Linked DNA regions of Mus musculus: region 1 is linked to region 2. Evidence: chromatin contacts called from ENCODE Hi-C or POLR2A ChIA-PET data. All regions are on one chromosome and are shown on one strand. The core of a region is the stretch at or near the end of the contact, and the rest is flanking DNA. Distances in the headings are between cores, read along the strand shown.

What was found. A loop is a pair of places that touch in the nucleus more often than their neighbours do. ChIA-PET counts read pairs that join two places held with the same protein, here RNA polymerase II (POLR2A).
Region 1: a loop to region 2 is called in a map of gastrocnemius, with 2.1 times the contacts of the local background. The contact joins the enhancer-like site here to the promoter of Mkrn2 in region 2. A Hi-C loop is called at or near these places in 1 of 37 maps with a recorded cell type or tissue (gastrocnemius). POLR2A ChIA-PET finds 5 or more read pairs at or near these places in 1 of 5 experiments (embryonic stem cell).

What each region holds. Positions count from the first base shown.
Region 1 is chr6:115,689,719-115,696,118 of GRCm38, forward strand. No RefSeq gene overlaps it. Among named protein-coding and RNA genes, the nearest start is that of Gm38879, 8.2 kb to the right of the region's middle. Within about 2 kb of position 4,898, at least 1 of the 3 ENCODE cell types and tissues checked has a DNase peak (open chromatin) inside an H3K27ac peak, as active enhancers do.
Region 2 is chr6:115,599,489-115,605,984 of GRCm38, forward strand. It overlaps Mkrn2 (makorin, ring finger protein, 2), which reads left to right and starts at 2,450. Exons shown (of 8, transcript NM_023290.3): 1 at 2,450-2,525. The coding sequence starts at 2,500.

The sequences.
Region 1 (6,400 bases), core at 3,648-6,147, 93 kb after region 2:
GCTGTGTCGGTATCAGGCTTGCATGTGGTGCACAAACATGCAGGTAAAACACTGATGCCTATAAAATAAAAAACCAAAGGGTTGTTGTTGTTTGTTTTGTTTTTGTTTTAGAGAATTCTTACCATATTTCCCTGGTTGGCCTGCAACTACCTATGTATCCCAGGTTGGCTGCAAACTCACAGACATCCACCTGCTTGGACCTCTGGAGTGTTAAAAACATACTTATACGTAATTCAAATAACTTTGAGGTCAACTTTCAAGATACCTTAAATACAATCAAAAGTCAAATTGGATTTTTAAAAATTGCAGCAGGGGAGCGGGCGGGGGACTTTTGGGATAGCACTGGAAATGTAAATGAAATAAATACCTAATTAAAAAAAACAAAATAAAAAAATTGCAGCATATGTAGCAGAGAGATAACATGTCAAGCATGTGGTATGGGGGCTGGAAAGATGGCTCATAAGTTATGAGCACCTGATGCCCCTGCAGAAGACTCAGGTTCAAGTCTCAGCTCCCACATGGTGGCTCACAACCATCCATAACTTCCGTTTCAGGAGATCCAACACCCTCTTCTGACTTCCGCCGTACAAGATACACAGACATACATGCAGATAAAACACAAGTGCCCATAAAATAGATAAGGGTTTTCTAGCCTGAAGCTCATTCATCCATTCCATTTGGGATGTAATGACCCCTGCCTTGCAGTTTGCTCAACTTGGCTGTATAGTTGTGGTAGTGAGGGACTATGTGCCAGCTCTCCGCAAAATAAAAAACTATTTCCAGGACCAGGAATGGTGGTGTGTGCTTTTACTCCAGAGGGAGAGGTATGCTGATTTAATTTTAGCTCAGCTAGGATTACATAGTGAGATACTGTATAAAACAAACAAACAAACAAACAAACAAAAACCCACACGCGCGCGCGCACACACACACACACCCACACCACCACCACCACCACCACCACCAGCAGTTCAATTCTATAGGAAGGATTCATTCCTTCAACAGAAGAGCTCCAAATATCAGTCAGAAACCAGAACCCGGGCTGGAGAGATGGCTCAGCGGTTAAGAGCACGGACTACTCTTCTGAAGTTCCCGAGTTCAAATCCCAGCAACCACATGGTGGCTCACAACCACCATAATGAGATCTGACACCCTCTTCTGGTGCATTTGAAGACAGCTACGGTGTACTTGCATATAATAAATAAATAAATAAATAAATAAATAAATAAATCAAAGAAAGAAAGAAAGAAAGAAAGAAAGAAAGAAAGAAAGAAAGAAAGAAAGAAAAAAAGAAAGAAACCAGAACCTACTAGAAAAAAATAGTAGCTGGGCGGTGGTGGTGCGTGCCTTTAATCCCAGAACTTGGGAGGCAGAGGCAGGCAGATTTCTATGTTCAAGGCCAGCCTGGTCTACAAAGTGAGTTCCAGGACAGCCAGGGCTATACAGAGAAACCCTGTCTCAAAAAAAAAAAAAAAAAAAAAAAGTAAAAAGAGGCAGGGTTGGGAATGTACCTCACCAGAAGAGAGCTTGCTTGCCTGACATCTTGAGTCTGGGTTCAACACCCAGTGCTGTGGGGTGACAGGAGCCATCTAGGAAAAACCAAGGCTCTCAGGTGGCCTTCCTGAAAGTAGTCCACCTTTTTGCATGGCCCAAGATGAGTGAGCTCTGAGAGACAAGGATTCAAGAGACTTCACCTCAGAATTGCTTCTTGCAATTGGTATGCCTTTCCTGTCACTATTACATAGCCTAAGGGCTCCTGGGCATAGGCCTACTCTATTGAGCAAATTTCCTGCAGAGCAACATAAAGATGAACTTTCATGAGTTAATACTGTTTAGATGAAATGACTTATTTTACAGAATTCCTAATTGATTCAAATAATCTTGGAAGTTTTAAGATATGGTTTTAGTTGTTTTGCTAGAAAGATGTAACAAAGTCAGAATGAAGAATAGAATGTGCCCACTCCTCATAATAGTAAGTAAAGGCTGCATAAAAAGAAATGTAATGCTGGGCAGTGGTGGCGCACACCTTTAATCCCAGCACTTGGAAGGCAGAGGCAGGCAGATTTCTGAGTTTGAGGCCAGCCTGGTCTACAGAGTAAGTTTCAGGACAGCCAGGGCTATACAGAGAAACCCTGTCTCAAAGAGCCAGGAAAAAAAAAAGAAATACAATAAGCTTTCATAATTATACTAAGAAGAGAAACAGGCTTGGGACAAATTTGTGTTCAAGGAAAAACATTCAGGTCCAAGAATGAAGCCACAGGTGTGCACTATGATAAGACAAGGCCATGTAAAAACTGTTGCTTTGAACTTATAATGAACTTGCAGTATGAAACACTGCTTTGAGCTTGTTATTGATATTCTTCCGTAACTCCCCTTTTAACATGTTCTCTATGAGGTAATTTTTTCTTACATAGAGAACTTTTTAAGCTATAAAAAGGCTGAAAGCAATAAAGAAAGGTGGTGCAGCCACTATCTGCTTCACCTGGTTTGTGTGAGTGACTTCTTCCCTTTCCTTTTTCTCTCCAGTTCAAAAAGAGTTAACTAGCTCCAAGCTTCTCACCTGGCCAGCGAGAGGCCTCTGGCTGACTCGCCAAAGAAAGGATCTCTAGCAATAAATCCTTTACTTGTTCCCTGCTGCTAAACAGCATATGTTAACCTTCAGATATTAGCCTTTATTTAACCACAAGTAAAGACAGATAAGGATTAAGTTTCCCCAGCAATCATTTAAGCATAAAAAGTTAAGTTTTAGAGCTTACTGAGGCACAGAACAGCAAGAAAGCGTTAAGTCTCCAGGGTTAAGTAGTGTACAGAGAGTTTTATAAAGCAAAAATAAATCGCAGAGAGTTAAAGAAAAAAGAAGCCAGTGGTTTTCAGCCACAGAATAAGCAAGGGAGTGTTAAGTTTCCAGAAGCCATCAGTTTCTAGTCTCCAGTCGAGTCAGAGAGAATTAAAAGGCCGGAAATTATCAGTCCTTTGGCTTTTGTCCAACTCTGTGTTCCACCTCAGCTTGTCCCCTACGGCCAGGCAGGCCCCTGGCAGTGAGGGAAGGAGAGGTCATAGATATGAATAAAGTCACAGAGGGAGCATAAATTATTAAACGTGAAAAGATCAGCAGCATCATAGTAGGAGGAAACACACCATGAGACCCTGAGGCCACACCCCATTCCACCTCCCTTCCAAGTCAACATCAATAAAACATTTGTGTTCGGTGCTGGAGATGGAACCCAGGACCTGGAGGGCTCAGTAAGTGCTTTCCTACTGGCCCCCATGTCCATCTTCTTAAAGTATTTTTCTTTGTTGCTGCTTATTTATTTATTTATTCATTTATTTTTATGTGTTTGCCTGCATGTGTAGCACATGTGTGTAGTACCCAAGGAGGCCAGAAGAGGGCATCTGATCCCCTGTAACTGCCAGGTATGTGAGAAATCAAACCCAGGTCCTCGGCAAGAGCAGTCAGTGCTCTTAGCCACCGAGCCATCAGTCATCTCTCCAGCCCCATTGTTTTCTCTTTGCCTGTTTTTACACTGGGTCTCAAGCAGTTCAGGCTGTCCTTGAACTCATGAGGTAGCTAAGGACGACCTTAAACTCCTTCTAATCACCCTGCTTCCATCTCCCAAGTGCTAAGGTTAATAGGCTTGCACCACACCCAGCCAGGTGTGCACTGCTGCCTGGGAAAGGCTAAGGGTTAAAACCAGAGAGTCTGGCTGACCTTTTAAGATTCTTTGTGGTACCTGAGTGTTGCAACTATCTTGACTGTGCCTGCCCTCTCCTGTGGAAGGCTCAAGAAACCAGCTATAATTAAGAAAGAACCAATAGCTTGTGGTTAGCCACGTGTGACTGTGGTTTTGAGGCCTGGATCTGTCACCTGCTGCCTGTGTGACCGAGGGCAAAGGTGTTAACCTCTTGTTTGTTTCTGTTTATATGAGACAGAGTCTCATGTAGCCCAGGTTGCCTTCAAATTCCCTAAATATGACCTTGAATTCCTGATCCTTCTACCTCAGTCTTAGACCACAACACCAAGCTAAACGGTCCGTCTCTGAGCCTCAACTGTCCCCGTCTGTGAGAGGAGGATCACACAGGGCCTGTTTCATTGGGCTGCTATGGAAAAAAAAAAAAAAAAAAAAAAAAGAGGTGTGTTTGTATAAGGAAAGTATTTAGAACAATGCCTGGCACATAATACCACATAGTTGTGTTATTGTTATTGTTGTTGTTGTTACTGAAAGGTGACCCTAAAAGACTGGTTAGAAAGAGAACGCCTGCTCCTATAATCAGGAAACCAGACATGGTAGCCATCCCATATGAACCATAATCTTTAAAATGTACCATCTACATCAATCATCCAACTTTCTTCTAAGCTTGGCTTTATTATCTCCATTTTACTAAAAGAAAAAAGCAAAAGGTGGAGAGGTGAAGTGACCTGTCTAACATCACACTGCCAGGAGGCCCAGGGCCAAGACCGAAACCCAGGCCTGGGCAGGTTCTTTCCACATCTGCATGAAGCCATCTAACAGAGATGATCTTTTCTCAGCCTCCAGGAGCACCCTCTTGTCCACTGAGGCTGGAAAAACCCAGCCCAGTCCCAGATGCTGGGCCCCAACTGGAATATCTGCCAGGCTGCTATGCAGCCGTGTGATCAGCCGGTTTATAGAGAAGTTGGGGAACATTCTCACACCCCAGTCCCACCCTAAGGTTGGATTCCTCAGGCCGGAGTGGAGTCTTCACCCCTAAGAACTTGGCTAAGAAGCAGGGCACACATGGATGCTCAGGCCTGCCCAGAGGCTGGCCTCCTCTCCCTCTGCTCGAGGTTCAGGTCTGAGGCCCCTCCATACACCCACAAACTGCGGTGACCTGTTTCTAAATAGATCTCATTTGGGCCATGACTTTGAACACGTGCCAACAGGCACCAACCAAAAATAGACAGCTTACTGCACTGTTATTTTCATGACTTAAAAAAAAAAAACCTTGCAGAACATAGCAAGTATTTTTATCCTGGGCCTTGCCTAGAATAGCGACGCCTATTTACTGGGAGGGCGGAGACTGCGGTTGGTTTCAGGCTGGATCTGGGGGGGCCCTGTGGATGAGCGCAGGAGGATCCTCTGCCTCCTAGGGACCGGCCACAAGCTTGCAACTACTTTCACCTTTTCTCACAAATGAATAAGACCCTGGTTATCCTATATCCCACATTTTGGAAGGTCCTGGACCCGCTGGCCTTATCCCAAGCTTAGCTTCCGTGCTACGCACCTCAGCTGCCTCGACCAGAGCTGAGAATGCAGGTATCCACTGCTACTGCTCCTACGCTCCTACGAGGTGGCAACCCTCCTCCCTCGACCCGCGAGTGCTGGACTCACAAGCACGAACCTACATAGCCGGCTTCCACACTTTTTTGTTTTTGGTTTTTTGGTTTATTTTAAATACCAGAAAAACAAATATTTGTTTATATTGACAAAAAATAAGTAAGAGAAAGCTTGCATTCCCCAAAGTAAGCCATGTGTTGCTTACTTCTGGAGCCGTAAATCCGGGTGCATCTCATCTATGGCCCGAGTCAGGTGTTGAGTGACTCCATGCCTCTGCTCCCTCACCCCGGACTAGAGGCTAACAATAGCTTCGACCTCACGGGACAGGCATGTGCAGAGTGCTGGCTGGAAGCAGTCCCTTACACAAGACATGAGTTCTGTTAAAACAAAACAAAACAAAACAAAACAAAACAAGACAAAACCCTGTGCCCCCTGAACCCTCAGACCAGGGAAGGCAGAAGTGTATAGGTGGGGCACTCAGCTAGCCGCTGATGTGCTGGGAGGGCCAGTGCTGGGAAGCTTTTTAAGGTTTCACTGTAGCTCAGACTGAGGGAGAAGACTAAGGGGGAAGGGGGCTAGGGAGTTGGGCTTCAGCCACACACTCATGTGCCACCTGTTCAATTCTCCTGATTCCAGGAACCCTGACAGCCACTAGTTGACCCTCGGGGCAAGCAAATGTCCAGGTGTGCATTGCCCTTTAGAGGTGGTGGAGCCAATCCTGTGGGGATTTGTTTCTTCGTTTTACAGATGAGGACTCAGAGGCTCAGAGACGAAGAGTGATTTCCCCAAACATCACATAGTATCATTATACTTCATTAAGAGTGCAGAGTCAAACCAGGGAATTAAACCCAGGACCTTGAAGATGCTAGGCAAGGGCTCTACCCCTGAGGTACACTAAGATTGTTCCCCAGAGTGATTTTAGTGTGAATTAGTGTTGGTATGCTGTGGTCTCACTCTAAGCAATTTATCTATCTGTCTGTCTGTCTGTCTTTCTATCTATCTGTGTTTACACTGAGTACTACATCCATGCCCAGGAATATAAAGAATTGGCTGTCAAGAGGCTAAAGCAGACAGATCTCTGTGATTTTGAAGCAACCAGCTCTACG
Region 2 (6,496 bases), core at 1,200-3,699:
TTGAACTCAGAGATCTGCTTGTCTTTGCCTCCTGGGATTAAAGGCTTCTGCTACTGGATCTAAATTTAGCTGGGTGGGATCTTGCCACAAAGTCACCACCCCCTAAATTCAATTTAATATCCTTCAGCTCCATTTCACTTCCTGGTGCCCCTTTAATACTCAAACCATATATTTTTATATTTTTCCATTATCAGCTGGCTGCACTTGTTTAAAATGCTCTTCATGAGGCTTAACCAGAAAACAAAGTCTATGATGGGCTTTTCTGAGGCTTCCTTTGTCAATGCAATCAATCTGTGTCTCTTCACTTTAGCCTCAGGCAGACTCTTCAGACAAGAGCATATTCTTCACCAAAAATACCACAAAAACAGTCTCTAGCCCACAAACTGAAATTCTCCCCTGAAACCTCTTGGGCCAGGTCAGCACAATTCAAATCACTCTCAGTAACAAAGTCTTCCGTATTCCTGCTAGGATAACCCACTAATCCCTTTTTAAAGCATTCCACTGCTTTCCAAATCCAAAGTCCCCAAATCTATATTCTTCCAAACAAAAGCATGGTCAGGCCTAGCACAGGGTTTTACTGCTGTGAATAGACACCATGACCAATACAAGTTTTATAAAGGACAACATTTAATTGGGGCTGGCTTACAGGTTCAGAAGTTCAGTCCATTATCATCAAGGCAGGAACATGGCAGCATCCAGGCAGGCATGGTGCAGGTAGAGCTGAGAGTTCTACATCTTTGTCTTTTTTTTTTTTTTTTTTTTTGAGACAGGGTTTCTCTGTATAGCCCTGGCTGTCCTGGAACTCACTTTGTAGACCAGGCTAGCCTCGAACTCAGAAATCCACCTGCCTCTGCCTCCTGAGTGCTGGGATTAAAGGCGTGAGCCACCACGCCCGGCTCTGCATCTTTGTCTTAAGGCTGCTAGTGGGAGACTCACTTCCAGGCAGCTAGGATGAGGATCTTAATGCCCACACTCACACTAACACACCTACTCTAACAGGGCCACACCTTCAAATAGTGCCATTCTCTGGGCAAGCACATACAAACCATCACAGGCATGCACTACCACAATTGGCCGTGGGCACAGTCTTCTGCAGATCTTTTGTAGGTAGCCACAGCTACTGAGTGTTCCTAAGTCTAAAGCTATGTCATGTCGGGAGACAGCATTCCATGGCACTCTCCCAACCCTCCAGCTTTTACATTCTTTCTCCCCCTTCCATGATATTCTCAGAGCCTTGCTAGCAAGGTCAGGGTATTGGCACACATGTTCTATTTAGAGCTGAGCATTCAGAAGTCCTTACCTGTTTTTACAGTGTACCACCTCTATAAAATGAAAAGAATACCCATAATGTTTCCAGAGTACTATGCTGTTCATTTTTTCTTCTTCTTCTTTTTTAAATTTATTTATTATATGTAAGTACACTGTTGCTGTTTTCAGACACACCAGAAGAGGGCACCAGATCTCATGATCTCATTTCGGCTGGTTGTGAGCCACCATGTGGTTGCTGGGATTTGAACTCAGGATCTTCAGAAGAGCAGTCAGTGCTCTTAACCGTTGAGCCATCTCTCCAGCCCCCTGCTGTTCATTTCTATACAATGCCAACTCAACACAATAAACCAGGAGACACTTTTTCAAAGCTGATAACACAACTGTAGTTTGCAAAAATCCAAATTATATATATGTACATACTGCTTCAGTGTCTGCCTCCAGATTCCTGCCTTGAGTTATGTACGTATGTATGTATGTATGCATGTATGTATGTATGTATGTATGTACACAAAAAGATCAGTACGGGGAGAGGATATTTGGTGTGGATATAATCAAATACATTGTACACATGTATGAAATTATCCAAAAATAAATAAATAAATAAAAATTCTTACTAGAGGATGGCTCAGTGGTTAGGAGCACTGGCTGTTTAGTTGGGGACCAGGGTTCAGTTCCCAGCACCGACATGGTAACTCACAATCGTCTGCAACTCCAGTTTCAGGTGATCTAACTCCCTCTTCTGGCTTGCACCAGCACTGCATTCCACTTGGTGTACAGCCACACATGCAGGCAAAAACACTCATATCATAAAATAAAGATAAATAGTAAAATTACTTTTATCATCATTAACATCATCAATCATCATCATCATCATCTTAAAAGACTGCCTTGAGAGATGGGGGCCGAACCCTAGAAGTAAGGGCCTCGCAGATGATTGGTAAATTCAGTATACTAGACATGCTCAGACCCTTAGCCTCAGAAAGTTGGGATCCGGACTACTAAGGAGTAGGGACCTTCCGGCTCCAGGCCCTGGCGGAACCCATTGTGATGGTGGTTAGGTTTCCGGGCGGCACCTTAGAAGTAGCGCACGAACGAGGGTGGCGCGCGCAGGAGTGACGCGACTCCGCGGGGGGCGGGGCGGGGCGGGGAAGGGCGGGGCGGGGCCGGGCTGGGCCACGGCGCTGGCGGCTCTGAGGTTTCAGTGCGACTCCAGCCCGTGGCCCCGCCGCCATGAGCACCAAGCAGGTCACCTGCAGGTGAGTGCGCGGCCCCTCTGGGCCTTGGGCGCTGCGGGGCAGCCAGGGAGGGAGGCGAGGGGCCGAGGCGGGCGGTGGCGGGGGGCGGACAGCGCGGATAACGCGCAGGAAGGCCGCATAGAGGCTAGAGCGGCAAGAGCTGCTGCAACCGCGACTTGCAGAGAGTGAGCGAGGGCGATTGCGGGGAAACACGGGCAGGTCGCATTTCTTATCCAGCATCACCACTGAGCCTCCGAAGAGTCCCATTTCGAGATGCAGGAAACCGAGGCCACCAGAGGTAAAGCGACACCCATTTAGGAACAGAAAGGCGGCTTGTTAGACGAAGTGGAAAGCAGAAAACTATTCCGTGACTACTATTTTGAAACAAAAATAGTTGGGTTGAGTAGCAACGTACTAACTTGGTGACGAGCTTGTGGCTGTCATTGGGGTCTAGTCCTGTGAGTTTGCATGCTCAGGAGGTGCAGCTTGGGAAGTAAGGCTTGTGAGAATCCCGACTGTGGAAACCCAAATTTCAAAAGGCTCCAAAATCCAATACTCTTAAGATACCTAAATAGAAGGCGGGCGGTGGTGGCGCACGCCTTTAATCCCAGCACTGGGAGGCAGAGGCAGGTGGATCTCAGTTAGTTGAAGCCAGCCTGGTCTATAGAGGGAGTCCAGGACAGCAAAGGCTACACAGAGAACTTTTTCAGGGTATGTGTATAAGCATATGTGAAATGATGAATTCTGTGTTTAGACTCTTGTACTATCCCCAAGACCTTATGTACATGAAAATACTGTAAAGTACAAAAAAAATTAAAGACTCTCCTGAGCCCAAGCTTTTTGGATTAAAGGAGCCTCGGCTTATACAGACTTTAGTTGGTTTCAGTAAATTAAGAAATTGAGATGTAGTTTGGATATGTGGTAAGCATTTAATGACCTTGTTATTTCTCATTAGTGCAGACTCCTAGAACTAATACCTTTATGAAGAGTTCTGTTCGACTTAAGATATTAAGGGTTGAACCATGTACCAAGGTCCCAGGTGGTTTATGTTAAGTAGTAATCAGAAAACTGCAGTTTGTGTATGTCTGTGTGTGTCTGTGTGTATGCATATGCTAGTTTTGTGTTAACTTGACAAAGTTGACATGAGACATCATCATTTGGGAAGAGGGAACCTCTTGGTTGATAACTGATGTGGGAGGACCCAGCTCACTGTGGGTGGTGCCACCTCTGGGCTAGTGGTCCTGGGTGCAGTAAGAAAGGCTGAGCAAGCCAAGAGGGTCAAGCCAGTCAACAGCACTCTCCTTGCTTCTGCATTAGCTCCTGCCTGGAGTCCTGCACTGGCCTCCCATAGTGATGGAGTAAGACACTTAAGTAGAAGATACCTACAAGTCTAAGCTCTCCTCCCAAAGTCGCTTTAGGTCCTGGTGATTTATCACAGCAATGGGAACTTTTCGGCAGTCCTGTAACAGTGCTTGCAGGTCATCGCTACTAGAACGTCTCTGTTGAGGATGAGTGAATGGGTACTTACTCCCTTCCGTCTGCAGGAGGACGTGTTCCTACCACAGTGGCCTTTAAAGCAGACTCAAGCTACTTAGAAAATAACCTCTAAAACTCTGCTTGTTTACAGTTTTGTTGTTTGAGACAGAGTCTCTCTGTGTATATCCTGAAACTCTCTATATGTATCAGGCTGGCCTTGAACTCAGATCTGCCTACCTCTCCTTCCCATGCAAGAATTAATTGCCACCACACCTAGATGGTTTTGTTTTTTTGTTTTGTTTTTTGTTTTTGTTTTTGAGACAGGGTTTCTCTGTATAGCCCTGGCTGTCCTGGAACTCACTCTGTAGACCAGGCTGGCCTCGAACTCAGAAATCCGCCTGCCTCTGCCTCCCGAGTGCTGGGATTAAAGGCGTGCACCACCACTGCCCGACTCCTAGATGCTTTTTAGTTCTACCACTTAAAGGCTTTCCTAAGACACGTGTCTACAAAACCTTCATGTAATGCTTAAGCCCGGCCATTTTGATTCTCCCCCTTTGTACCCGGAGATAGTTTTAGCTCTGTCTCACAAATAAGAGAACCCAAGATGTGGTGCAGGTAAGAGTTGGAATGCTGGGGCTAGATGGGTTGACTAGTGTTTGTGGTCTTCTTTCTGCTGCCTTGTCAAGTCATAGAATGTGTAGTGCTGTATAGTGCTATACCTGGATGAAGCATGTAACGAAGGAAGGCTGTATTTTGACTCTCAGTTTGCAGGTACAGCCCATGACAGAGGGGAAGGCATGGTGGCAGGAGCTTGTTGTAGCTGACCTCATACACTCAGACAGCAAAGAGTGCTGGTGCCGAGGTCACCCTTCCCTTTTTATTCAGTCTTGGGCCCCAGCCTAAGGATCGACACCTCCACACTCAGGATGGGTCTTCCCACCTCTCCCTCACAGTTGTGACAGGAGATTTGTCTCCTCAGTGATCTGCAGTCAGTAGCATCCATCACAACCTTGAGATCTGTCAACTCTATGAACATCTTCCACAGTGAAACGACCTTGGTATTGTCAGGTTTTCCCCAGGGTTAGCGTCAGAGTGACACAGGTGTGAAGCCAGCATTGAGTCTTAGACCCCGGGCTCAACTGCAGGACATTTCAGAGTTTTCACATGTTCTCATTCTCACAAAAATGTATGAAAAGGAGGTTTCCTTATAAAAGGGTATGAAGGACGGGACTGGAGAGTTAAGGATGCTGACTACTTCTGCAGAGAGACCAGGTTCAATTCTACCATTGGTATAGTGGCTCATAGCCATGTGTAACTCCAGTTCTAGGGGATCTGACAGGGTTCTGCCCCTTCAGGCATCACACGTGTACACAGTGCAAAGACATAGCCACAGGTAACACATAGACACACACATTTTTGTTTTTTAAAGGTTGTTTTTTTTTTTTTAAGCTGTGAAGGAGTCAGGCCCTGCTAAATACAAAGTATTTAAGTGGGAAAATTGCAATATCAGTAGGTTTGTGTTTGTGGTGAGATAGTATGATTTCTCATTTCATTCACAAAAGCCTTGTCCCTGACAGTGAAAACTTAATAGAAAATGCTCAAGGACTGATTTCTTTGTGGGTTTAGGGCCCAGTTTCTTAAACTGTGACTCTTTTTTTGTTTTGTTTTGTTTTTCAAGACAGGGTTTCTCTGTGTAACCCTGGCTGTCCTGGAACTCACTCTGTAGACCAGGCTGGCCTCGAACTCAGAGATCCGTCTATCTCTGCCTCCCAAGTGCTGGGATTAAAGGCGTGCACCACCATTGCCCAGCATAAACTGTGAGTCTTAATTCCATGTATGTTGAGATCACAAAATATTTTGAGGTGATAAAAGATTTCTTTAAAACATAATGTTTATGGCCAGGTGGTGGTGGTATACACCTTTGATTCCAGCACTCAGGAGGCAGAAGCAGGTGGAACTCTGAGTTAAAGGCCAGCCTGGCCTAGAAATCTCGTTCCAGAATCCAAGGCTAAATGGAGAAACCCTTGAGTCTTGAGGGGCATTTCTCAAGGAATGACCAAGCCTGGTGTGGTGGTGTGCCTGTGCTCTCAGCCACTTGAATCTGAGGCAGGGGAGTCAATAGAATCAGTTAAGTCCAGGAGTTCAGGGTCAGCTGGGACGATATATGAAAAAACTTTTTGAGTCAGAAAATAAAAAGAATTGCCCAATTGTTTAGATATGGAATATCTTCTTGTCTGGAGGAGTCCCAGCACCAACTACATTCACACCTGGAGACTGGCTAGATAGATTCATGATGTTTAGCATACAGCTAGACTGCAGGCCAAGGCTGTTACACTAGCTGTTACAGCAGTACACAGCCAGGTAAGGGAGAACAGGAGTCCAGAGAGTGGTCCCTTCTGTCCCTTCTGTGGAGAAGCACACAGCACTTTCCTCACCTGAGGTATCAGGTGGGGTACAGTATGGGGCAGCTTCTGCCTGTGACCCACCTTCCAGACTCAAGAGGAAACGGCTTTTAT